4 separate regions of the Mus musculus genome follow, and all the other regions are linked to region 1. A link is a loop called in an ENCODE intact Hi-C map of the cell type or tissue named here. Cell type or tissue: left cerebral cortex. All regions are shown on one strand. Links, peaks and the distances in the headings refer to the core of each region. The heading gives the core; the rest is flanking DNA. Region 1 has its middle 300 kb from the start of Gm40548. Region 2 overlaps Gm40548 (a long non-coding RNA gene). Region 3 has its middle 110 kb from the start of 4930559C10Rik. Region 4 has its middle 29 kb from the start of Sel1l.

What was found. A loop is a pair of places that touch in the nucleus more often than their neighbours do. Peaks named below come from ENCODE experiments on the same cell type or tissue, not always from the same donor. Only the 100,000 strongest peaks of a DNase experiment are listed, where the experiment ranks them.
Region 2: a loop joins it to region 1, with 5 times the contacts of the local background. A loop is called at or near these places in 6 of 42 quality-filtered maps.
Region 3: it touches region 1 in a loop (2.8-fold over the local background); 2 of 42 quality-filtered maps call a loop at or near these places.
Region 4: it touches region 1 in a loop (9-fold over the local background); 3 of 42 quality-filtered maps call a loop at or near these places.

What each region holds. Positions count from the first base shown.
Region 1 is chr12:92,300,168-92,306,548 of GRCm38, forward strand. No RefSeq gene overlaps it. Among named protein-coding and RNA genes, the nearest start is that of Gm40548, 300 kb to the left of the region's middle. In left cerebral cortex, for the core only: a CTCF peak has its summit at 3,194 (motif pointing right); DNase peaks (open chromatin) are centred at 2,971 and 3,197; H3K4me3 peaks cover 664 bases; H3K27ac peaks cover 580 bases.
Region 2 is chr12:92,010,200-92,016,580 of GRCm38, forward strand. Gm40548 (a long non-coding RNA gene) reads left to right here. Exons shown (of 4, transcript XR_872912.1): 2 at 1,393-1,692; 3 at 1,804-1,988; 4 at 2,390-3,443. Among named protein-coding and RNA genes, the nearest start is that of Gm40548, 12 kb to the left of the region's middle. In left cerebral cortex, for the core only: a CTCF peak has its summit at 3,228 (motif pointing right); DNase peaks (open chromatin) are centred at 1,830 and 3,236.
Region 3 is chr12:93,547,147-93,553,527 of GRCm38, forward strand. No RefSeq gene overlaps it. Among named protein-coding and RNA genes, the nearest start is that of 4930559C10Rik, 110 kb to the left of the region's middle. In left cerebral cortex, for the core only: a CTCF peak has its summit at 2,912; DNase peaks (open chromatin) are centred at 2,815 and 5,397.
Region 4 is chr12:91,874,538-91,880,918 of GRCm38, forward strand. No RefSeq gene overlaps it. Among named protein-coding and RNA genes, the nearest start is that of Sel1l, 29 kb to the left of the region's middle. In left cerebral cortex, for the core only: a CTCF peak has its summit at 3,276 (motif pointing right); DNase peaks (open chromatin) are centred at 3,313, 4,121 and 4,511; H3K4me3 peaks cover 445 bases; H3K27ac peaks cover 1,790 bases.

The sequences.
Region 1 (6,381 bases), core at 391-5,390:
TTCTAATTATTTCATGTACAATTTTCATTAGAAAATGAAAAATATTGGACCGAAGTGTTCTCTCTAGAGAAAATAGTGATCTTTTGAAGATTTTCATTTTCATAGTATGGAGAACATTCTAGTGATGACGTAAAATATTCCAAAAGTCTTGCTATATTCTATTTAAAATGGCAGTTTAAAATATTTGAATTTTATGGGCAAATATTCCGATTTATGAAATTTAGAAATAAATTTATGAAGCACATTAGTATGAAGTGATGTAATGAGGCACACAAAAAATGGACCCAAATGTAAACAGAAATATAACTTGTGGTGTGTTTTACAAATTTTGTATAGTCTCCGCATTGAGAAGGCCACAGAAATGAATGTATACAATAGGGATGGAACCCTCACAGACATAATAAAAACATTTTTTGACCATTAGAAGGTCAAGGAATAATGAGCCACAGCACACCATTTAGTACTTTATACTATGGTCATAACGAGTTACTACCTCATAAGTCCTAATGCAAAGGTACTATTTGCCGAATGCAGAAATAATTCCAGAAAGAATTCTTCCTTGGATATTTTCAAAGTAATGTCCATTCTGCTGGCTTCAGTTCACCAGTAGTACCACCAATATTAACTTTGGAATGAGTGGCAGGATAATGATTTCCACCTTGTAAAGACAGGTCTGCACATGGCAGGACATTAGGGACCAAAGCTGTCCATCTACAGCATATATTATTGGATAGCTATTTGACCCAATTTACATCCACATAGCTAGGACTTTATGGTCTGAGGACCATTGAACTCTAAGACGTGTGGAATGTGTCCCAATTACCACAACACCTGTGCAGAATTGGATGGCTTTGCTTCAATGTGCCATCTTGCAGTGCTCAATAACCTGCCATGGGACATTCCCCACTGGTGGTTTGAGGATCTACTGGATGAACAGCCAGTAACTAAACCTAACCTGGGAGGTACAGGGTCAGGCATAACAATGCCCTTAGTGCTTGCGAATATCTTCTGGACTGAGTCTTCTTTTTATCACCTGTGACTTGAGAACCAATTTCTGACAAAGTGAGGTGCCCACTGGGGTATTTGTTTTTTCATATATATATGAACCCTACTGTGTTGCTTTGGCTGGGGTCAAACTCATTCCAAGGAGCATTTATGATGGGAAAAATAAAAGGTAAAAAGAAAAATATCAATGATTTTCTCATTGCACTGTGACTTTACTGGGTTACCTCTGTTCATCTACAGTGCATCAAGACCTTCTAGGAGACATCTTAGCTACTCGGACTTCTACTCCTGCTTCATCTAACCCTGCTCTGCTTTTCTCTTAAACATCACGGATTAGGTCAGTTTCACTTTGAAAAAGAATTATAGTTTGAAAAGCAAGGAGGAACCTGGGAAATCACGACTGGACAGAAGTTTCTCGAGGAGACCTTCTCTTGTGAGCCTTATTCCCTTGAGGCAGAGTGTCTCTTTGTTTCTGCAGGACTTGGGGTTAGTGTGTGGCCAGTGAGCCTCGCTCTTTCCTATCTCCGTGTCTCAGTGCTGTTGTAACAGAGGGTCCCTGAACATGTCTAGACCTTTAGATGTAGGCTGGGGTATGCACTTACATCATCATGCTTGCAGTTAGCTTTATTACCCACCACATCACCTCCTCTACTCCTTCACCCTCTTTTTAAGTAAATCTCTCTTATTCCAAATATCCTCTGCTTCTATAATAACAACTCGCTCTTGAAGGTCACTACAAATTGGACCCTTGTTTTAAATGACCTGCACCTGGCCAGTTTAGTTGTTCCTTAAAACAACTCCTTTGGCATATTTTCTAGTCTCTACTTCCCAGACAAGTAGATAAGGGAATAAAGGAAGAGTTTGAAAGCAGGGGTTTGAACTCTAGCAGTCGATGTCCAGAAACTATCCTTTATTCGGTCTTGGTTCACACTCCTCAATGACTGACATGATGTATCCAGTCCCCTGCTAGTGGTGTGCTTTTGAGCAGTGCCATAGTCTTTAATTTAAAGGGAACCCTTAGGAGTTAGACTTGCTATGGATTTTGGAATAAAATTGTGCGATCGCTTGACTGACCACTTTGCACAAGTGTTGTTTTTATCCTCAGATTCCTGGAAACGTGTTGAGATGCATTTCTAGTGAACTGAAAAATATAGCATGGCCACTGTTGCAAATTGTTGTAAGAGTGGTGGTAGTATGCGCGCTGTGAAGCTCCTAAAGCCCTTGCACGCTCACATATGTCACATGCTGAAACTTACTAGTCGATATTCCTTCTTTCTCTACTGTTCTCTTCCTTCCAGGAAGAAGTCTTCAGTTTTCCCTGCATCTGCTCAAATCAAAGAACAACTATGTGTGAGCAAATCTGAGCATATTCTTTTAGTATCTTTACAGGCATTAATTTATTCAGACCCTTATGTATTCACTTTCTGTCTTTCAGAATTTTGCGATAAGGCAATTGGGCTGTAACTGAGTCTTTTCTACTATTCTTCTATAAAAACCAGTGCTGAAATATGTAGACCTATATACCTGACTTACTCTTTATCATTTACGTTCATCCTTCCTGGAGGACCAAACATTGAATTTATAATATTTAAGGGTCGCTCATTGCCATAGTGTCATTATTCTGGGTAGTTTTGTTCTTAAGTGCCACAACTATGGAATTATTAGTCATTGTCATGTGATGGGAACAGCTGGTCTTTATTAAAAGCTCATGTGCGTTTGCAAGAAATGCTAAGCACATACCGCATTTAATCTTCATGCCAGCATATCAGCGAGTTTATGGATAGCTGTATGATGCTATGAAGAAATGTCATGGTTTCATATTCTACATTTGGGGAAAGTGGTTTTAAAAAGTCTGCTAGAAATTTCAGGCAGCAAGAGGAGTTAGGAGTAATCTTAGCAATCTATGTAATCAAACCGCCACGATATTCCTCCTCCGTTTGAGCTTCTGGAGAATGACATGTGCATGTAGATGAGTTCAGACACTTGTCCAGGGAATGAAAAAGAGAGAAAAAAAATCTTTCCATGGGTTGCACAAGAGGGTCGCTATTAAACATTCTCTAGCACAAAATACTTAAGGCTCTGTGACTCGGCGTAGAAATTCATTTCTGCCGGAATTGGATTTTCTTACAGAATAAGCCCCCTCCCCCATTTTTTCCAATTCTCTCCTTTTCAGAAGCGTCCGATTGTCTTGCAAGACGTACCAGTAGATGGCAGCAAAAGCCCGCCCTAGACCCCAGAAGGAGTGACTGAGTGGCAGGAGGAAGCACAAGATGGCTTTTAAAGTATCATCAAGCCACCTCCTTACCTGACACGTGGGAGGGGCTGATTTTTCAGGTCACACACGTTGTCTTATTACTTTAGAAAATAATCATGTAGAAAGGCTTTTCCGTTGTGTTTGTTGCTACATTTGTGCAGGAAGGAGACTGTCAAGCCGAAATCAAACTAATAGCAGGAAAAAAAAATGCCGACCCAGGAGAAGTGCAGATAATTTCCATTAAGAATGTTACTCATGGGTTTTCAAAGAAATTTTTTTCATCACCAAATCTGATCAGTGAAGCATTCTTCTTCATAAATTATTTATCAGAATCTTGTCTCTCTCTTATCCTTCCCCACTATCGAAAAGAACAAAACCCAACTTCGGGTGAATTCTTCTTTAAGGACATGTGGGTAACATTTCTTTCCACCTTCCTGTGTCAGTAATGAAACACAATTGTGTCAAAAACCCAAATACAACAAGAGATGCTTTTACTTTACATGAGAATCTTTTTCACAAAGACCATCACCCTTGACATCTAACGTTTTTCTGTTAGTATTTATTTGATCTTCACATATTGCTGGCTCATTTATCTGGGCCACTGTGCTTTGTACTTCAACTGAATTGGTTCTGAAATCTGAATGCGAGGCTTCTTCAGTATGTGTGCCATGTTGAAAAGCAAAACGCATCTCAGAGTGTTTGTTTCAGTGCATCTTAAATAGAGATGAAAGTATTTTACAGGGCTGTTGTGAGAGTTATATACAAGAGATAATGGATCCAGTGAAACTGTCAGCTTGGTACTGAACAAAAGTTCACTGTGGCTTTAGACCACACATGAGAACACAATGGCTAAGATTCCTTCTAGTTTTCTGGGTCTGAGAGTCTATTCGTGAGTTCCTCCTTACTCAACCATAGACAGACAGACATCCATCCTGGAAAAGGAGAAAGCTGCAAGATACTGAGAAGAAAATGATCTAAAGGATGAGAGATTGGCTCACAGGGAGTAGTGTTTCTTTTATGACTATTAAACGCCACTGCATTATTCATCTCTGTCAGGAGTTCATTATGCATCAATGAGACAAAAAGAAAAAAAAAAGAAGAAAAATGATATTGTTAGAGAGGAGAAAAAAAATCAAAACACAGTTTCTGAAAGGATGTCATCACCATTATCTATGCTTGATCTAAAGAAGAATAGCCAAGATTGATCAGGGCCTGGTGGCATAGGCCTGCAATCACAGATATGCAAGAGGCCAAGGCAGGAAGAGGGCAAGTTTAAAGCCAGAATGGATTACACAGTAAGCTCAAGGGCGGTCTATGTAAGTTCATGAGGCCCGGCTTCACAATAGAAAGTATAAAAGGTACTAGGACTAGATCTCGATAGAGAAGTGCTTACTTGTCATGTATGAAGCCCATGTTTAACTAATCTTAAAAAGAAATTATCCGGGACTTGAAAACAGAATTGATGATCTTTGAGAGCCAATTCCATTCTGTATTGACTTGTTTTATGTATATTTAAAAATGTTTGTTATGTGTTTGAAATGAAATCCTACATTAGAAAATAATTCTTCTTCACATGGACAGTCTGGCAACGTAGGTTAACTGCTTTGGAATGCTCTGAGCATTTGAGGCTCTGCGTTTGTGGCCATAGAGGGTCATGAACGTGGCTGTGCTATATGGTTATAACCTACGGGAGTCAGAGTGCTCAGGCCCATTTTGCAGAAGATGAAATGGAGACACTTAGCTAAGGGCTAGCTAACTCGGCAGATGGGGATGAGATATCAGAGTTCTGTGAGTCCTCCACCACTCCTGCTACTCTGCTCTTATAGCTTCTAAAATAAGCAAATATATAACTATGAAGGTGAGTGAGTAATCTGCAGTCTCCCTTGCTACCCTCGGCCCGCAATTGGCAGTGCCTAGTCAAGGGTAGTTGTGGTCTTTCTTGTTTAAAGAAAGCTCATCTTTGCTTACCCACCAGTGAATGTTTATAGGAAACGCAATATGTGATATCTTGCAGAGGAGGACACAGAATGCTTTTGTAAAACAAAGACCTTGAAGTTAAGAAAGGCTGTCCTCGTCTGATGCACGTAGGGAATACACAGAAAATTGCATAGGATCTGAACATAAAGGGTAATGAAGCCAACTTGGAGCTAAATGTTGTTTGATATCTAGCCAGTTCAGCCGCCTGCAAGAGTCTCGTCATTGTAAATGGAAATGGAAATGATGAGAGAAATATATGTATATATGTGTGTGTATGTGTGTGTGTGTGTGTATTCATATATACATAAACACATAATTTAGCTTTAGATGGAACAATTACCATGTGTTCTTGCATAGAAGGCATAGCATGGCATAGGTTAGCTACTACAATTATTACCATGTAGTCCTTGCTTCTGTGTCTGCAAGAAATCTGTAGCTTTTGCCAATGGTTGAAAGTCAGGTTGGTATTAGATATTCAACTTAATATATTTTAATGTGAACAACAACAAAATTTCTGAAATTCAGAAAAAGTCTCTAAAAATATGCTCCCCTGGAAAGGGGAATACTTCCTTCATCTTTATCTTGGCCTTAAGCTTGAAGCACATCCATGGGACACAGGTACTGTAAGTTGCTATCTTATTTTAGTTATTAGTTATGAATTGGATTTTCTCTCTATGAAGATTGTCTTAATCATGAAGATAAAACAAAAAAAAAAAGAAAGAAAGAAAATGACAGGGCTATGAGTAGTTTTCTGAAAGCTAGTACCCTGTTTGAATCTAAAAAAAAATACAATTCACAATAATAAAATTGGATATTTTCTGGTGCAGCTCAGAAACATTTGACTCTATAATGCCTTATCTGAAAAAATGCAGGGCCTGGAATGGTTCTAGCTACTAGATTCTATATATATATTTTTTCCTTTTACAAGATTTATCATGTGCCAGATATTGTGGCAAGCATATTGCATATCTTTCCACATTAAACTGACAGCAAACTTGAAAAGTATGTGTTATTTCTGTTTTGTGAAGGTTGAGTGGCGCTCAGTGTGTACCAAGATACTGTGGCTGACACATGACTTGAATTCTAGTTGTCTGACTCTAACGCTTGGGTTTATACTTGCACGAATCTAATATTACTATAAAGAA
Region 2 (6,381 bases), core at 417-5,416, 290 kb before region 1:
GTGGTTTGAATATGGGCAAGTAGTCAAAGAACACATTGGCACCTCAAACCCCAGTTCATGTGCAGCATCAGTGAAGACAGGGATTGCCAGACCTTTGCAAGGAACAGCATAATGGGAGTCATCGACAGTTTAATGAGATTAGGGAAAATGAAGCAGATACAGCTAGAAACACAGGACTCATTGTAGAAACAATGAGACTCAGACAGAAATAATAGAGCAGAGACTTTCTGTAGTTGGAGAGCAGAAATGAAGACAGCATCCTCACCTACCTGGGCCAGGTAGGGTCCACCATTCCTACTGAGAGGGGCTGCCAAATGCTTAAAGACCTTCTTATAGTAGGGCTACTGCATAACTACAAAAGGGTTTCTAGCACCTTAAGGTTATCTATGTAGGAAGGCTTTTTAAATGAACTACCTGATATTTGCTTAATATCAACATTATGATGTTAGGAACCTATCAGTGGCTTTGAGATGCAAAGAATAACCATCATTCTAAGTATTTGCTTATTAGTAGATCATGATAAAAAGCATATGCATTTAATAAAATGAATTTCTCCAAGTACCTGGACAGTGCAGACTCCAACAAGACCCTTAAAACTCCTTTGTGATTTCATTATGAAAAAATATCTCTAGAAGTTTTCAACAATGCTTTAAATATGATCAGGTATAGGCAGAAGAAACACAAAATAGCTCAATGGTAAATAAGGTATTATAGTTGGAATAAAACTTATTACCATAATACAAGGAGCATGAATTAAAATGTCTTTTTTCATGCCTCGTGGAAGACTCACCCTCATGTTTATTCTTATTGATAATTTTGACACTATTATAATTCTTGTTTCTATTCTTATTCTTACATTAACAATAGATCCTTTCCAGAATATTTTTTTGAGGTATAGTTAAGCTACACCATACACACTACTTTGTTTCCATCTTAAACTTGTGATAACCTAATCAGACTCAGCTGGAAATCAATGTCCTTCTAAACTCACCAATCTGGAAGGCCTGGGCATGGCTGTGATGGAATACCAGACAGAAAAACTTAAGAAAGAAGGGTTTAATTGTCTCCCAAGAGGCTTCATCCAGCACTGGATGGAAACATATGTAGAGACCCACAGCCAAACATTAGGCAGAGCTCAGGGAGTGGTGTGGAAGAGTAGGGGATAGGACTGAGCTGGAGAGGTTAAAGACACCTTCAGAAAACCTATAGAGTCAACTAACCTGGTCCTATAGGGGCTCACAGGGACTGAACCACCAACCAAAGGGCATGTAAAGGCTGGAGCTACACATTTGTAGCACATGTTCAGCTTGGTTTTCATGTGGGTCCTCTAACAATTGGAGTGGGGACTGTCTCTGACTCTGTTGCCTGCCACTGGGCCTCTTCTCCTAGCAGGAATGCCTGGTTGGGTATCAGCTGGACAGGATGCACTTAGTCCTACTGAAACTTGATGTTCCAGGGCAGGTGGGTACCTAAGGGGGGAATTCTTCTCTGAGAAGAAGCAGGCATAATGGGAGGAGGGATTTGTGAGGGTGGAACTGGGAGGAGAGGCACTACTGGGATGTAAAGAAATGAATAAGTTAATGGAGAACAGAAGGAAGTATTTACTTATTTTGTTTCATGATTTCAGGTCTCAGTCCATCCATGATTGTGCAGGCATGACAGTTGACAACATCTTGATCCATGCTGACAGGAGTATGTGAAGTTGGCTTTTTCATTACAGCAGACTGGGAAATGGACAAAGTCGGTGGAAAGCAGGTATCACCTTCATAGGTTCACGCCTACTGACTTTCTTCTACTATCCAGGCTCCATCTGCTACAGTGTGCACAGTTTCCAGAAAAGCGCCAGACAAGCTGTGGATCAGGCATTCAACATATGAGCCAATGGGAGAGCAGTATGGATTCCCGGCATAATAACTACCGTCTGAATGGTTGCCCAGGATAACAACTGAATGTTGGGAAAATTTGAAGTTGCCCTTTTTGGGTCAGAGGTAAAGCTGGGGAATGCGATTGAAAGTTATGAATTCCAATAGATTGTTCTGGGTGGTGTTGGTGGTATAGTGGTGAGTGTAACAGTCTTCCAAAGAGATGTTTCCAGTTTATATTTCTACCTTCTAGTTTTCCTTAGGTATAAGTTCTCATTTTCCTAAGACCTTCCATCATATTGAAAATTTATTCATAGCTTAATGTATATTAAAATATATCAAGTTCTTACTCCAAAGGCTCATAAATCCATACACACTCCATGCTCGCCCGCCATCATTATCAAGTCCCAAGTTACAGTGTGACAAAGGAGTATTTCAGTGGGCTGGCTTGAGTTTTCCTTGCTTTTGAAGGGAAACCTGAGTTCAGCGGTCTTGACAGAAACATTTCTGCCCCGTTGTTCTTGTAGTTGGTGCTCCACTGACTTTCTGTAGACAGACATTCATATCGATATGGGAAGGTTTCGCTTATGGCCCTAAATGAAACCATCACTTCATTTCCTGAATGTAGGTCAATCAGTCTTCCTGATTTCTATAAGAATTTTGGCATGCTTCCAGAAGAAATTCATCATGGAAAGGAAATGTACAAACGGCTCGTTTCTCTTGCCCCTAACTAGAAGTTTCTGACAATGACCTGAAAGAAGAGGAAGGGCATTTGTCTCTTTGTCAAGTTGTCGAGGAAACATCGCAGATCCTCTGGGAGTGAGGGCAGAGTTGGGAACTCAGAAGATTGGCCAGCCATGTCCTCTATCTGATTCCACTGACCAGTTGCTGCTGACAGCTTCCGGTGCCAGCAGAGGCCAGCCATGTCCTCTGCCCAGTTCCGCTGACCAGTTGCTGCTGACAGCTTCCGGTGCCAGCAGAGCCAGTTTTCTGTCTTGGGTATATCAAAATGTCACACTTTCTCCAATTCTGACAGTCAGTCCACAGTTTGCCCTAAATGTTTCCATTTTAGGCCTGCAAGTTAATAGGAGCATAGCTTGCTACATGCAAAACACATTTGGACTAATAAAAAATGGATGAGACCACCTGGCTGAATTTCTCTTCATCTAGACCTTGGGCTCAGTTTCTGCCCCATTTATTCAAGGTTGGGGCTGAATCCTCCTTGCCAAGTATAACAAGTGTGATCATTTCTGGTTTTTTTTTTTTTGTGTGTGCACATTTTTCACTTCAGTCCAAGTGGACACTCATCGAAGCAAATGTAAACCCTAATGTTTAAAGACTGCGTCCTATTCACGCATTCTGCCGGTAGGTGGCAGTAGTACAACACACAAAAAGTTAACGTGCTAAGTGGCGTCAAGAGAATGATGATGGGGATGAAGATGATGGTGATGATGACGACCACAACGTCTATGACAAAGGACCAATCATTCATCCTTAGAAGGCACTGTTTACATTCTAAGTTTTGTGATGTTTTCTCAGTATTGTTATTATTACTACTTACAATATACCTGAAATGGGAGATGAAAAGTTTGGTCCTTTGTTTATTTATTTATTTGTCTGTATTTTGGGTGGGAATAATCAAAATCAAAGCTGTGAGAGACTCACCCAACTAGCTCAGAAAATGATTGCCAGAATCAGCCCTGAAATTTTGGTCTGGAGATCCATCCAACCCCAACCTTTTATTCACTTGCATGTCTTTCCACGGAACACCACATTTTCTTGCATGTACGTTAGAACTTAAATTTACCAATGAGTTATAACTGGCCATCAAGATAAAGGAAGGAGGCCGAGTAAGCCATGCATTTATAGGGTTAAAATAGAAAGCAATTATTCCCGAAAAAGGGGGAGAAAAATGTTGTTTTAGGTTACCGTGTATGAGCTCCTTCTGTGTCCAGAAAACCTAGTGTGGTGAACACTGGGCTCTTGTAACTTCAGAGTCTCCTCCGTCGCATGTCACTTTGGACATGTGGATACCCCCTAAAGGAGGAGCCCTCAGACCACCTGAAACAACAGGAAATGGCCTAGTGCAGGGGCTGGACTTAGGCTGGTCCTTAGCTTCCCACAGTGGAGGAGAGGAGCTGTGTATAGGGAAGGGGGCCGCCATAAGAATAGGAACATTTCTCTCCAGTGGACTCTGCAGTGAGAAACCATCAGGGGCTAAGCAGGGCCCCGAGGATGGATGGGAGGTCTGTAGGTGGCTCAAGTAACGCATCGCACTCAGTGATCAGGCGCCTGTGCTTAAGGGCATTAGGATTAGAAAAAAAGTTATCACTACTTTTTCTTTTATTCTCCATATTGCTCTTGAAGCAGACTGAGTCACGAGAAGAATTCTACTTCCCTGGTTTTTTTTTTTGTTTGTTTGTTTTTTTGTTTTGTTTTTGGAAGAAGTTTGCAGTTTACTCACGCTTGTCAAGGCAACTGTAGTGCAAGCTAGAATAGAACCTTTCCTTAAAGTACTTGAGAGATGTCACCTGGGCAAATGGGACTGAAGGAGTTAAACTGTAGAGACCGAGGTGTCACCAGTGAATTAGGACATTTCATTAGGTAGCAGGGGCACAGGGCAGAGAAGACACAGTCTCTCTCTCCATTGGCGGGAGGTGGGATGGGGAGGGTAATAGATTTAAAAAACATTATTTTTACCCATTGTTGGGTAAAAATAATGACATGCAAAGTCTGGCTTTTGAGCAATTTTTAGCCTTGTCTTCTTGGCAAAGGGTGATGAACTCTGAATGCTCCCCGGCACTGGGTACTCTGATGATAAGGGAACAATGAGGACCCAGGCAGCAGGGGAAGACTTGCATCAGAGGCACAGCAGAGACATCACCGCCTGAGATCTGAAAACAAAGAGTTCTCTCAGATCGTGTGGGGAACGAGAGATGGGGGCTAAATGCTGAGGACCATGGTGTGGCTTCATTGCTGCCTTGGAAAAGAGATCACAAATTCTATGGAAAAATGTCATACAACTAAACAGTCATTATTACGTACATTTTAAGTCTCCTGCCTCGCCTCTACTTATCCTCTTATTGATATTCAGTTTCTAAAAATGTAGCAGACAAAACAATGGGTTTCAATATGATTTTTCATATATGTAGATCATTAGACTTGATGCTTTGTATTAAAATTTAAGAAAACAATTTTGTGTATATATATATATATATATATATGTATATATATATGTATATATGTATGAGTGTTTGCATACATGTATGTGTATCCACCACGTTCAGTAAGTAGTGCCTGCAGAGGTCAGAATAAAAATGGTAGATACCCTGGGTCTGGAGTTACAGACAGCTACGAGGCATCATGTGGGCTCTGGGAACCAAACCAGGGTCTTCTGCAAGACTAGTAAAGTTTTTGACTGCCAAGCTGTCTCTCTAGTTCCTTTTTTTCCCCTTTCCTGCTGTGTAGCTCAAGTACTAAGTCAAGTACATAGTCAAGTTCTAAGAGTACAGGACTATGCTAATTATGTATGCCTGCTGCCTCTTCTTAGCAGACCTGGAGGAGAGAGAGAACTACTTGGCAGTAGCATACAGGTATTGAGCCTTTTGTATCCACTTTCCCACTGCTTGTATTATTCAATGCATACCGACTGAGAACCCACCATGGGCCTGGAACTCTGTTACTGGTACTATCAAAGCCTCTCATATAAAACTCACAGTCCGTGGTGTTGTGGATCTGATGGCAGAAATGGGCACCGACTAAGCCAACATATAGGAATGTATATGTAATGAAAGCTATTAGTGGCACAGGCAGGTGACTGGGAAATGGATGAAGAATGGGGCAGGAGGATAAGCAGCCTGAAGACCAAGAATGTGGGCCTAGGGCACAAGGAGAATGGCTTTCTTTTCCATGGCTTTTCCTGGGGTGCAGTGAGTAAATGTCTACTTGCTCCAAAGAGGGGATAAAGGAATGATCCATCAAAGTCTAGCTTTATGAGCCAATGAGTTCAGCTGGGATTATTGATAGGTTTATGGGCAAATTAGGGACAGCTATACCACTGAAGACAAATCTTTCATCTCTAGAAATGGTTAGCTAGTTGTGGGTCCCTGGGGAGGTGTGCACCTCATGATATGTCTCATGAGCCTCCATCTTCCTGATAGGATATCTGGTGGTTGAGAGCTTGTGGTGCTCACTCTTGTTTACTACGATTTCGAGCTGGCAAAGGCCATGCCATACCTTGAAGATGGAGTGCCACAACAGATAGGACTTTGCTAGTAGCTCTCAGCTTAAGCGAAAGTCAACTCATTTTTCACTCTGTGTATAGGCATGTGAGTGGGGGGGCCATTCTCCTTGATTTCCTTCTGTCTTGTTTTGGGATAGGGTTTCTCACTGAACCTGGAGATGGCCAGTTTGCTAGATTAGCTTTGGATCTTCTTGTCTCTAGCACTTCCAGTGTTGGAGTCACACACACACACACACATACACACACACACACACACACACACACACACACACACAT
Region 3 (6,381 bases), core at 887-5,886, 1.2 Mb after region 1:
TCTCTGTGAGAGACATCTAAAAACCTCAACAAAAATTGTGAAAGACCTGAAATAGAACAGGAATATGGAAAAGGAACATCAAATTTGGTACTCAACATTTAGCTGAGATTAGGATCCATAAAATCTGGTGCTGGGGGCGTGGTACTAACTGAGGAAGTCCCACTGAGTCAGTCATCTAGAGTTCCCAGCTAGAGTCCTGGGCATAGCAGAGTATCCTCTTAGGTGAAAATTTCAAGTACAAGAACAAATTGCAGTTGGCAGATCATGCCTTTGTCTTTGACAATTAAGTCATCCAGAAGAAACCAACAGGGAAGATGGAGTGAGACAGCTGGACCTCTAGGTTGAGCTATCTCCATAAACGTACTTTCTACATCATCCATTCCCACAGCTGGCATTTTAAAATTATGCTATAAGCAATAGTAACTTCGGTTGGGAATAATTTATCTTTTAACTTTAAAAGAAAGTGCTTTTAAAATCCTCAGAAGCTTGAATTTTGACCTCTTCCTCTTATTAAGTCATCAGGTTCAGCCAGACACAGGGTAGGGCATTTTAGAGGACACCTGGCAAAAGAATTCATGGTTCTCAAGTCTAAAATGGAAAAGAAAAATACCACATGTGTCTATAGAAATGACATTTTAAATGATCTCTGTTAAGGCTTATTTTAGAAATGGGATAAAAGATAGAAAACAAACCTCACACTTAGATTATTCCAAAGGTGGATAAGAAATACCTGCTTTAATTAAATGAAATAAAAGTTCAAAATACTAAGGTAAATTAAAAAAAAAAAAACAATGCACTGCAAACTTTGGCCTGATACTCCCACAGAAGAGCTATGCATCTATATGTGTTATATCTGAGTGTGTGTGTCTATGTAAGTACATGTAATCCTATAGTTGTATGTACTTGTATGATGCATGATTGTTTCCTGTGTGTATGGAAATGCACACATTTTTCCTTATCTACTTGAAAAATTTGAATTTGTTGGAACTAAACCAATTATATATAGATGCTCAGTAGTTCTTAAAGTTCTTTTGAAATACTTAAGTGAGTGAAACTTTTTATTTTCCTTGCTTTACAGCCAAGAGACTTGGCTATCTTATACAATTTTAGATGGGAAAATCATGTTGATGTTAGTTCCAAATTCAGTAGACTGTCATACATAGCTTAATTGCCAATCCCTATCATATATATAATGCATATCCATATTCAATTATATATTTATAATATATACTATATGTTACTTGGTGTAATTATGGACACAGTCTCCATGTAGTTTGTAGGAAACTAATAAAACAAATTTTAAAATAATACAATACATTTTTAATTAGGAGAAAATTAAATATCTCCCATTGTTTTACTGAAATCAATATCCTTAGCATTAAAGTTCTCTCCCATCATGTCTCATGGCTAAACAACAACAGTTGGAGTCAGTACTGAGAGCTATAACACTTTGGCCTATAAAGTGGTCTTCTAGCATTAGTGCTCTGATAAATTTTGGTGCTTGATTTCCTTTGGCTACAGTGGATAACACAAAAGAGAAGTTTCTGTCCCTGTGTTTGCTTATTCTAAGAAAAACTCCCACGTGTATTTAAAAGATCCCTTCAAATGTCCTCATCAGTGGGACTATCTTGCTATCCATAATATTGTCTGGCCTTTCCCCAAGGACTTTTTCTACTCATTATGGGCCTTATATGTGACATTCTGCTGCTATCCCATTCTTGCTGTTGAGAGTCACAGCGACTGTAAGCATTTGAATGATGATAATGTAGTCCCACAGGTGACTTCAGTTTCTATAGCGCCTCTTGTTCTTTCTATTTTATTGACAGTTTTGAGTCCTTATCACCAGACATAACTATTCTCTCTTCATGCTTTGAAGTGCTTACATAGCAAAAAGTCTCCTTTTCTGAAGACATTTGCCTACATGTTGCTTACTACTATACTGTCAAATGACTTCTGAAATATGTGTTAGCTCTCTTACTCTTCCACAGCTCTGTAGTGTAGGTATTTTCATAATCTGAATATAAGAACCTGGATAAGAAGCATAGGTAAATATGGTCACACACCAGAAATATCAACCGTAGGACAGGGATCCTGAGTGCAGGATGCTGAAACTTGAAAACCTTTTCCTACTCTCCTCCTGTTCATTGGGAAAGCATCTTGAGTCAGGAGTGGCATCAGAGTCTACCCCCGAATCTAAGGAATGAAACCAGTTATACAGAGATATCCTCCAGTCAACTGATCGCGTATATGGAATCTATAAATGTAGGATGACCTTCAAGCATTAAAGACAGATGCGATGTAAGCCTTTTTCATGTTTATGTATTTACAATATCATTTCATGTGCAAGAGAAAAAAAATAAGTTCTAGTGCCAAGATTCATGCTTTCCATACCCCATGTTCCATATGCATTGTTACGTATTCACCCTCTACATACAAAATGTTATCAAATATACCTTCTGTGATGTATTTGGAAGAAGAAAACTGAACTAAGCTTTTCATGGACATGATAATGTGAAATATGCTCTGCTGAATCACCTTTCTTCTCCCAAGTGAGCTGCATATGCTTATATGAGAAGAGCCAGCAGGAATGACAATGTGATTGGGACATTCAAATTCTAATACTTACAGTACTGAAAGCTAAAGTAGCTTGCCTCACATTTTCCCATTGTTCGCATGGGCACAGGCGGATAGCTAGAAAGTCCTTGGCTCTATATGCTTTTGGCATCAGAAAAATCAATGGTCTTGACATCTTTGTATTTCAAATAATTCAAAATCATAGTATGTAGCATACACCTTCCTTGTGATACAGAAACACACACACACACACACACACACACACGAATGTGTGGAATATAAAAATAACATTGCAAATATTGTGCATTTGTATTGCTATACCTAAATTGTTACGCTAGAGGGCAGTGTAGCTATGATCTTTTCCCTGTGTCAGGTATTCATCAAATTTTCTGATACTTTCATAGAAGAAAGCATATATTAATTTGAGATAAACAGCATGCATTTGTTTGGAAAGCACTCAGTTTGTACGTACTTGATTCTTAATATATCTGAATTTCTTAGAACCTTGATACGTATAGAGAAAAGAATTTAATTCTTTTTTTTTTTTTTTTTTTTTTTTTTTGGCATGAGTGGAGAAAACAAATAGAAGCCAAATTCTTTCCTTTGCTGTGATTCCTTCAGGCAAAAAACCAGAAATAATGTGGATCCATTAGCAAGCTTGGATGAATAAGTATTCCTTTACATTTTAATGAAAATAGCTTACACGATGAAGAGAAAGATTCCTATCTTGTTTGATTCTTGTTTGAAATGGAAAAGAAAAATATAATGAATTCATATTAATTTAAGAGAAGGCTTGTAGGTTTTTCTTTGAGGAACTTCTCAAAGACTGTGTTATTTGTTCTCTTATTGGGCACAGAATACTCCCATTAACTGAGCTGAGATAAAATACAAATCTCAGGTCACTTGATCAGATTTCCAAGAGAGAAAGAACAATTGAGTGGAGAGGAATCTGGCATGTCCTAGATTATTAATCCCACACTCCAAGCAAAGCCTAAAACTACATTTATAGACAGAATATCAGAAGCCGAATATGTGTTCACTTCTTGTGGTGATATGAGATATCTGATCTAGATTATAAACAGAACTGCCTTAGAGATGAATTATCTGATTTCAAACTCTCAGGGGTGAAAAAAGGTGTAATTAAAACATATAATTTCTGTTACTTTGTGCTCATTTAGTAGTTGCTGCCTCTGGTTTCAGGCCACGAGCCCTGGATGGTATGATCAAACAGATTTTACAATATCCAGTAGCAACGTGAGGTCATGGTATCAAATACACTGCTCTTTAGAAAGACCATATTGCCAAGTTGTTCTTTCTGCTTTTCATTTTGATTCATAAAAATCCCATAGACAAAAGTTGGATTTCAGACTCAGCAGAAGAAGAAACAAACGCATAACAGGTTGTGTTTCAGTTCAGTATCCTTGGATAACTCTGGAAAAGGTGGTTATCGCTATTGTTCATCTCTTCACCCCTTCCACAGAAGTTTTCTAAAAGGCAATTAAAGCTCTTCATGTGTGCCTCAGCTCACTGAACATTTTAAAACTTAGAAGTATGTGTCTCTAGCTGCATATGTATCAGAAGATGGCCTAGTCGGTCATCATTGGAAAGAGAGGCCCATTGGTCTTGCAAACTTTATATGCCTCAGTACAAGGGAATGTCAAGGCCAAGAAGTGGGAGTGGGTGGGTAGGGGGGTGGGGGGGCAGTTATGAGGGACTTTTGGGAAAGCATTGGAAATGTAAGTGAAGAAAATACCTAATAAAAATAGAATAGAAAAATAAAAAATAAAAAAGGAAAAAATGCTTTTTACTAAAAATAAACAAACAAACAAGAATGTCATTAAAATATAAAAAAGAAGTATGTGGTAGACATGTCTCTACAATAACAACAGTATAAATGGCTTTGCAAATGTCAAATACCTGGCAATTAGTGAAACAAGGTGTAAAGGTTCGATTCCTATTCAATGTTTAAGTGGTAGATAATTTTTTTTCCTTCAGCTATCTTTGGTGCAACTCTTTTTAAAAAGCAAATAAAATAATTTTAAAATGAGTATATATTTATAAATGCATATATATGAATGTATGTACATGTTGGATTTCACTTTTCTTGTTGCTATGAAAAAGAAATACTTGAGAAAGTATGGTAAAGAAGGCAGTGTATTTTTGCCTTACAGGTTAAGGGTATATTTCATCATGATGGGCCAAGTTCATCACAAGAGATCTAGCTTTAGCGGCATGAACATAAAGCCCCTGGTCATAGTGTGTCTTGCTAGAAAGGAACCTTAGAGCAGTGAATGGGTGTATTCAAATTACTTTGGTCCTTTCAGGTGAGTCTAAGACCTCACCCAGTGGGCTACTGTTTCCCACTTCTTATGGAGGTCTTTTCTTCTTGGTCAAACTTTTCTAGAAATATCCTAGTAGATGCCTTGTGCATCTATAGAGATTCTGAATCAACTGAAAAGTAAATGTCACCTCAACACATACATTGAAGGGGAAAGAGAGAGAGAGAGAGACAGAGAGAGAGAGACAGAGAGACAGAGACAGAGAGACAGAGACAGAGAGACAGAGAGAGACAGAGAGAGACAGAGATAGAGACAGAGCACAAAGAATTAAACTTTAGGGATTTCAGTTTTGAACTTACTGCCCTGAACAACGTGTACTGAAGAACATGTACTCTCAGAGATTGGGCTTGAGGTTTACAGCCTTCACATCATATTTCTTGTACTTAGAAGTTGGATAACTTTATCTCTCAATAAGAATAACGTGCTTCTCACATAGTATGTTTAAGGCTTATACAGTTAACAGATTTAGTTCAGAATCAGAAGCTGAGGTATAGCACATTTCTAAACACCCACAGACTCAAATGTGTTTGTTGCCTTGAACTAAATTTCACGGATGTATTTGATTTTACTTCAGCAAATGGTGAAATAGGACAAAAAATATCACCAAAAAACCTACAAACACACACACACACACACACACACACACACACACACATTCCATGTGTGTGTTTGGACTTTCACACATCAAGGTATACTTGTAAAGTCATTGGACAATATGTGGGAGTAAGTAATCTGTTCCATCATGTATGTTCCAGGGACTGAACTCAGTTTGTCATATGACACATTGACACATCTCACCTATGACTATATGACAAAATATTTATGAATTCTTGGTGATAGAGAGAAATATAAGTGAATAGATAATGTTGACTGAGGGCATATATATTCAAGACTAATCAAAGGTTGTATTGTGATAACTACAGAAAGTCATTATCAGAGATGAGCAAAACCAAGAGAAAGGCAGTGATGATGAAGAGGATGTGTGTGTAGCCATAACATAATTCCATGATCAATGTCTGAGAGCTCCAGAGGGGAAGATGAAACATGATAGTGGAGAACTTGTCAGATACTACATTGGCCTATTCCTATTCTTTTTTTTCCCCAATTTTTTATTACTTTCTTCATTTATGTTTCAAATGCTATCCTGAGAGTCCCTATACCCTCCCCCCTGCCCTGCTCCCCTACACACCCACTCCCACTTTATGACCCTGGTGTTCCCCTGTACTGGGGCATATAAAGATTGCAAGACCAAGGGGCCTCTCTTCCCAGTGATGGCCGACTAGGCCATCTTCTGTTACATATGCAGCTAGAGACACGAGCTCTGGGGGAACTGGCTAGTTCATATTTTTGTTCCACCTATAGTGTTGCAGACCCCTTTAGCTCCTTAGGTACTTTCTCTAGCTCCTCAATTGGGGGCCCTGTGATACATCCAATAGCTGACTATTAGCATCTACTTCTGTATTTGCTA
Region 4 (6,381 bases), core at 841-5,840, 430 kb before region 1:
GTAGCTGGTAGGAGGTACTTTTAAAGAGGGCATTTCAGCACGCAAACTGACACGGAGATCTGTGAGGACCAGGCAGTGCCGAGAAAACCACTCTGTCTGCACTGGGAACCCAGTCAGTTCCTCACTTATTTGTCTAGTTTTACTTAAGATTCCTTTGTACAAGGGATTGGATTAGGAGATCTAGAAGCCGAGCCACAGGGATGGAGTGACCTTTACCCATGCAGGGTATAGCCAAGCAAACTCCACAGGTTCTGGGCAGTAAGTTGGGTGGTCGTCAGAAAGTATTTGCAGATTTGGAGCTTCTCGTGTGTTTTATTTTGAATACTAAGGGAACACCGGGCTGGCTGTCCACTTTGGCTATTTTCTTTAAAAGGAATATTTTAGGCTGGATCTTTCTTTCTTTCTTTCTTTCTTTCTTTCTTTCTTTCTTTCTTTCTTTCTTTCTTTCTCCCTCTCCCTCTCCCTCTCCCTCTCCCTCTCCCTCTCCCTCTCCCTCTCCTTCTCCTTCTCCTTCTCCTTCTTCTTTTCCTTACAAGAGGAATCAGTATGTGTTAAAGATTGCTTGCAGCCAGTGGGACTTCTAGGTTCACCTTAACACAAAACTGCTTGGATAGGCCTGGAGTATGAGGGAATCTCATGACTTGGGAGTATATGTGACATGCCAGAGGCCAGATGTCCGGAGTGTACTGTCACATCCCGCCACTCACTTGCCCTCATGTATAGGTCTTAAGGGAATCCTCAGCTCCCAGGAGAGCCACAAGGGATAACTTCAGAGAAGCCTCAGAGGACCCACAAGCCACAGAGGAGTGGCTTTCCTTCAGCCGTACTTGCTGATAGTTGTTTTGGAAAATACTGTGCTGTTGCCCATCCGCAGCGTTCTGAAGAGAAGAGCCTTGATGTCAGACTCCAAGGGCGCTGCGGGGATCAGCTGTGGCTGTGGGGTGGCTCTTCTGTCCAGGCTCCCTCTCACAGTCTCTGTAGGGCTTAACTCAACACTGGGCCCACAGCTGAATCCACCCCGTCTCCACTCTTCTGCCTCAGGAAAGCAGTGTGCATTTGTACTGTGACCTCTTTTAGTTCAGAGAGAAAGGCATTAGTGCTCCCCTAGGACTGAGAACATCCCTCGAGGGCAGCTGCCTGAGGGGGAACACGAAACTGGGACATAGACTTTCCTTTCTTTAAAAGTCCAGCCCAAAGCCTCATTCAGTCTTTGTGGAGTAAATATAAACTTGAAATCACAGAAGGAAGACTGAAGGTTTAGAACCAGCTAGGGCCTGTTTCAAATTGATTGTCTGACCTCAGAAGAGGAAAAGAGCAGAGAAGCAGTTTTCCTGTCAGAGTATCTCCTATCGGAGCTGCAAAGGGCCCCAGTGATTATTTGGCTCCTTGGTGTTGAGCAAACAGGAAGTTAGTAACTTGGATTCCTTGCTGTCGACTCAGTAACATATTCAAATATTTTCATCCTGAAAATGAATAGAACACCTCTCACTTTGCTTAGCTTTTCCACTCTGCATTCAGGTTTCCAGGACATGTGACTGCTCATTATGCTAGGAGCCACACAGTGGCTCTGGGGTCTTTACACTTTCATCCCAGGTTTTACCATGGGCTCCTGACCTTTGAAGCAGGGTCCTTTGACAGTTAAAGAGATTTCCAAATGCGGACAATTCTGACCTGGCTGCTTTGATGAATAAAGTTAACAGACACAACTCATAGACTCTCCCTTCCTGCTTTGAAAAGCTAGTCCATGATATTCCAACTGTCATGTAATTTAAATAGGCTAGGATGTTAATAAATGAGGTCTGTCTTCCAAATGCCACACAGCAGAGAGACCGAGGGTGGTCATCCCGTTTCGGCCCTCAGGGAAGTGGTGGACAGAGTCAGCAGAGCTGACTTCGAGGTTTTAGAAAGAGACCCCCATCTGTTCAGACCTCACTGTGACTTGAATACTTTTGGGCACACAGTGGGCTCCTGATAAATGCTTGTTGCATAGTGTGTGCCTTTCTTGTCAGATAGAGGGTTTGCCAGAAGCCTTTATACAATAAGCTAAAGAAAGCAGTAGTGTGGGAAGCCACATGTGTCGTTTCAGAGTGGCACTGGCTACTGCTGGCCACCACGCATAAGTTTGGACAAACAACCAATGTGTACATATGCTGTAAAGTTTTTTGCAAAGACACTGCCTGGCCCGGGCATGATAATGAGGCTTTGGGAGTATAACCAATCAGATGTGAGACATGCAAATGAGGTATGATAATGAGGCTCTGTGAGGTACAGAGAGAGAGAGAGTAGCCAATCAGATGAGGAACATGCAAATGAGGCTTAGTGCATAACCAATCCGGGTGTGAGACACGCCTCTCCTAGGCCTATATAAGCAGCACCAGTTCTGGACTCGGGGTCTCTTTGCCTCTGCAATCAAGCTCTCCCAATAAACGTGTGCAGAAGGATCCTGTTGCAGCCGGACTGCTGACCAGTCCAGCGCGCGCAAGACGGTAGGCTAAGTCAGAAGCTATTCCTGAGTGAGCATGATGTGTGCGCTATTGAGCGAGGGCTCTATTCAGCCGTCACTGTGGCAAAACGCCTGAAACAATCAACTTAAACGTAAGAAAGGTTTCTTTTGCTTCATGGTTTTGGAGGACACCATTTTATCTCATGACAGTTGGGAAACAAAGAAAGGGATGAGAAGGGGCTAAGGTTTCAATATGTCCTTCTAGGGCAAATGGAGCCATCTTTCAAGAATGTGGTTCCAGTCCCCCAACTTCCTACAGCTATGTCCCTCTTCTCAAAGTTCTACCACTTATGAATAGCATCCCAGGCTAGCACAAACCTTTATTTGATACATAGGTCTTCAGGGGGCATTTCAGATTCAAAGGACAGCAGTGACTAGTCACCGTGGGTGAGACACCAGAGAAACAGCTTAGAGGAAATCACAGTTTGCTATAATGGGAGATGTACATGCTTGGGCTTGAGATGTGCCTGGACTTCAATGTCAGCTCTTCCACTTGCTCTCTTTGGAGATGAACAAGCTAACTTCCTGTTCTTTCATCCATAACACATTAATAGAATTTCGCAAATATGACCTATAATGGTTAAGTGGAGTAAGAAACATTTTTTAGATATTATAGACACCCAGAGTGCTGCCTATTTTATTGCCATCAATTCTAATGATTACTGGTAAAGACCTACACAGGTTTTTAAAAAAAAAAAAAAAAAAAAAAAAAAAAAAAAAAAAAAAAAGAGCGCTTCAGATGATGCTACACCTCATATTGCCACGAGGGGGCAGCATGAGCTCACTGTTTGAATTAACTTTCTACACAGATGGCTCACAGTGTTCAACATAACACAGCTCTCCTTGGGTAGTATGAGTTTAACATATTTAGAGGCTTAAGCAGCTTAGTCTAATATTTTAAAAATGGCAGATTCTAACCTCCAGGCTTCCATTCAGCTGGGTATCGATGGGAGCAACCTATTAAACATTCACCATCCCAGATGTTGAAAATATTACCGAAACGAGAACTCAGCTGGATTTGATTGTTTTCAGTCTTAAACATTAATCCAGGTTATCTAAAAACATGAGGCTGTCTTTGGGCACGGAGACTTTCATGTAGAGTTGGCCAAGATGTTAAACTTAGGCCTCTCGGTAGCGAGGGTGAGTTCATCTAAATTCTAAACCTTGCTTAGCTCCGCAGGAAACATGGTGGTAAGGAGAGGATGCGCATGGGCTTCCTTTTGTAGGTTCTTGGGATGCTGTGTTAGAAAAAAGAGGCGGAGGGAGAGGAAGACAGAAATGGGAGGTTTGAGGGAGGCAGAGGATAAAACGGTAAGGTATGAGCTTTGTCAGATTTCTAACTGAAAAGCAGCAGAGAATAAAGCAGAAGTGTTTCCAGGCAACAGAGTAGGATCTGCTTATGTTTGCTTGAGGCGCGCTGACCTCCAACCCCTTTAAGTCCCTTCACTGGAGAGTCCCAGCCCTACCCCGTGGTTGACGGACAGGGCTCTGTTAATATCTCCCGCTGGGGAACACTTATATCTGGGCTTCTAAACCTTCATGCTACGACACACAGGTATGTTACTGAGAACTTTAAGGAGTCTGTCAGAGGCAATTTTCTTTTACTATGAATCTCGGCTAGAAATGAGCAAGGTTATAGCTTGCTTTATCGTCCCGCGAGTCATGCTAACTTAATTTTGCCCCTTTACTGTGCTAGAAAGGCAGAAAATCGTCTGGATCGATGTGCACTTCTTGTTCTGGAGATGGTGGTGGGGCCAGGGTGATGTAAGGGTGTCAGTATGTGTCCAGGAAGGTCCTTTAAATTCATGACATTATCTGACCGCACAGGCATCTCTGGGGATGCCTGCTATTCGTTTAGCCCCTGGTTGCAGCTTATTTAGCTTGCAGAAGGGAAAGCCATTCTCTTACAGTTTGAAACTCATTAGCCCCTTGCTCTGCCTCCTGGCCCTGGATGAGGGGGTGGGTGCGGTTCATGAATCATTCCTTTATACCGGAGTTCAGCGAAATCTATGAGTCATGTATGCCTACGAACATTCTGTCCCAGAAACGCCAGGCAGCCACCATCTCTTTGCGTCTTACGGTCTCTTAGGTGCTTCCCAAGAAAAGAACATCACTCTTGCTTTCACATATCTAACAGCTGCCTGGGGGTGCGAGGCCTCCTTGGGGTCAGTCCAGTGAATCCTTAGGTCAGCAACCTTGCTCCACACTCTCTCTGCTTCCCAGAATTCTCGCTCTTTTTGTGCACAATTTGTCCGTAAAAACCTGCCCCTCAAATTCTCTCCATTGCACCTAAATGCCTCACCTTTTGGAAGTAACAAAATCCCGAACGACTTTTCCAGGCTGTTTGCTGCTCTCCCTGCTGTGTCTCTCTGCTTCCCTACAAAACAGCCTGGGCTTCGGGCTGGATGAGGGAAGAGCAGGAGGAGGGGGAGAGCAAGCACAAGAACAATAAAAGTTCCTATTGTAGCCATGCTCCCCTGCCACACCTATAATAAAACACCCGTGATTTATCTTTTTTATGAATTGGAGTGGTTTCAAGGTGAGCCTCGAGAGACAACTTCCATCTTCCTCTTCTTTTGATAACAGCAAAGAACAAAATGAAAATATTGATTAAAATTTATTTATTAACCTAGAGGAAAGATTTGAGACAACCTAAATAAATGTAACAAAAATCCCACAAAATTTAAAGCAATGGAATAAAAACTGATATCCATAAAAGGACAAAGAAAATTTGAGCATAGAAACATTGGCTGCCAGCAGAGTCTGGTGTAGGCTGGTATCATTGCCTGCTTTGGATGTTAAGGTGGAGGATTCTCAATTAAAATCTATCCAGGGGAACTAACTGAGACCCTGTTCAAATATATATTCATATATATATTTAAAATCTATCTAAGATATAATATATATGTATGTACACACATATATGTATATACATATATATACCCCATACATAACATATATAAATATCACATTGGGGACATAGCACAGTGGGAGAGCACTTGCTGGCTTGTCAGCATATGTGAGGTGTCTTAGTTTGGGTTTTACTGGTGTGAATAGAGACCATGACCAAGGCAACTCTTATAAAGAACAACATTTAATTGGGGATGGCTTCCAGGTTCAGAGGTCCAGTCGATTATCATCTAGGCAGGAACATGGCAGCATCCAGGTAGGCATGACACTGGAAAAGCTGAGAGTTCTCCATCTTCCAGAGGAAGCTAGAGAAAATATGGGCGTTCTTCAGAATGTTACATCTAGAACTACCAGATGAGCTCACAAATCCACTCTAGATATCTACCCAAAAGAACTGGAGAGAGGCCACTGCAGGGTTAGTCACAACAGCCAAGTTGTGGAAACAACCCCAGCGCCCACCGTGAGTGGGTAAAGAAAACATGACATAGACAAACAACGAATTATGTTGTGCTGTGTTCATCAGCAAAGACTAATCTGGAGGAAATAAGCCATCCACCGAAGGATGCACATGCTGACGTCAAGTATGCGCGCGAGGCATGAAAAATAGTCAAGTGTGTGGATGTGGCGAACACAGAGAGAACCACCAGGGGCAGGAGGGAGAGGGGAAGTGGGCGTGGCTATCCTAGGAGCATAAGGTTTCAGTGATGGGAGGGGGTTAATCTTGAGATCTGGGTCACAATGCATTACCCGGAGGTAGTGCACACCACGTACGGCGAGTTTCAAAGGACAGACCATATGTTAAGTGTTTCTAACCTAATAGAGAAAAGAACAAAAGCTTCAAGGGATGCTGCAGTTCTAAGAACTTCTCGGAGGGAACTACAAGCACACAAAACCTCTTCAGGTGTGAACTGCAGTGGGAACACAGTCTTGCTAAATACAGCCGGTGAGCACCGATTCCGTCAGAGTGA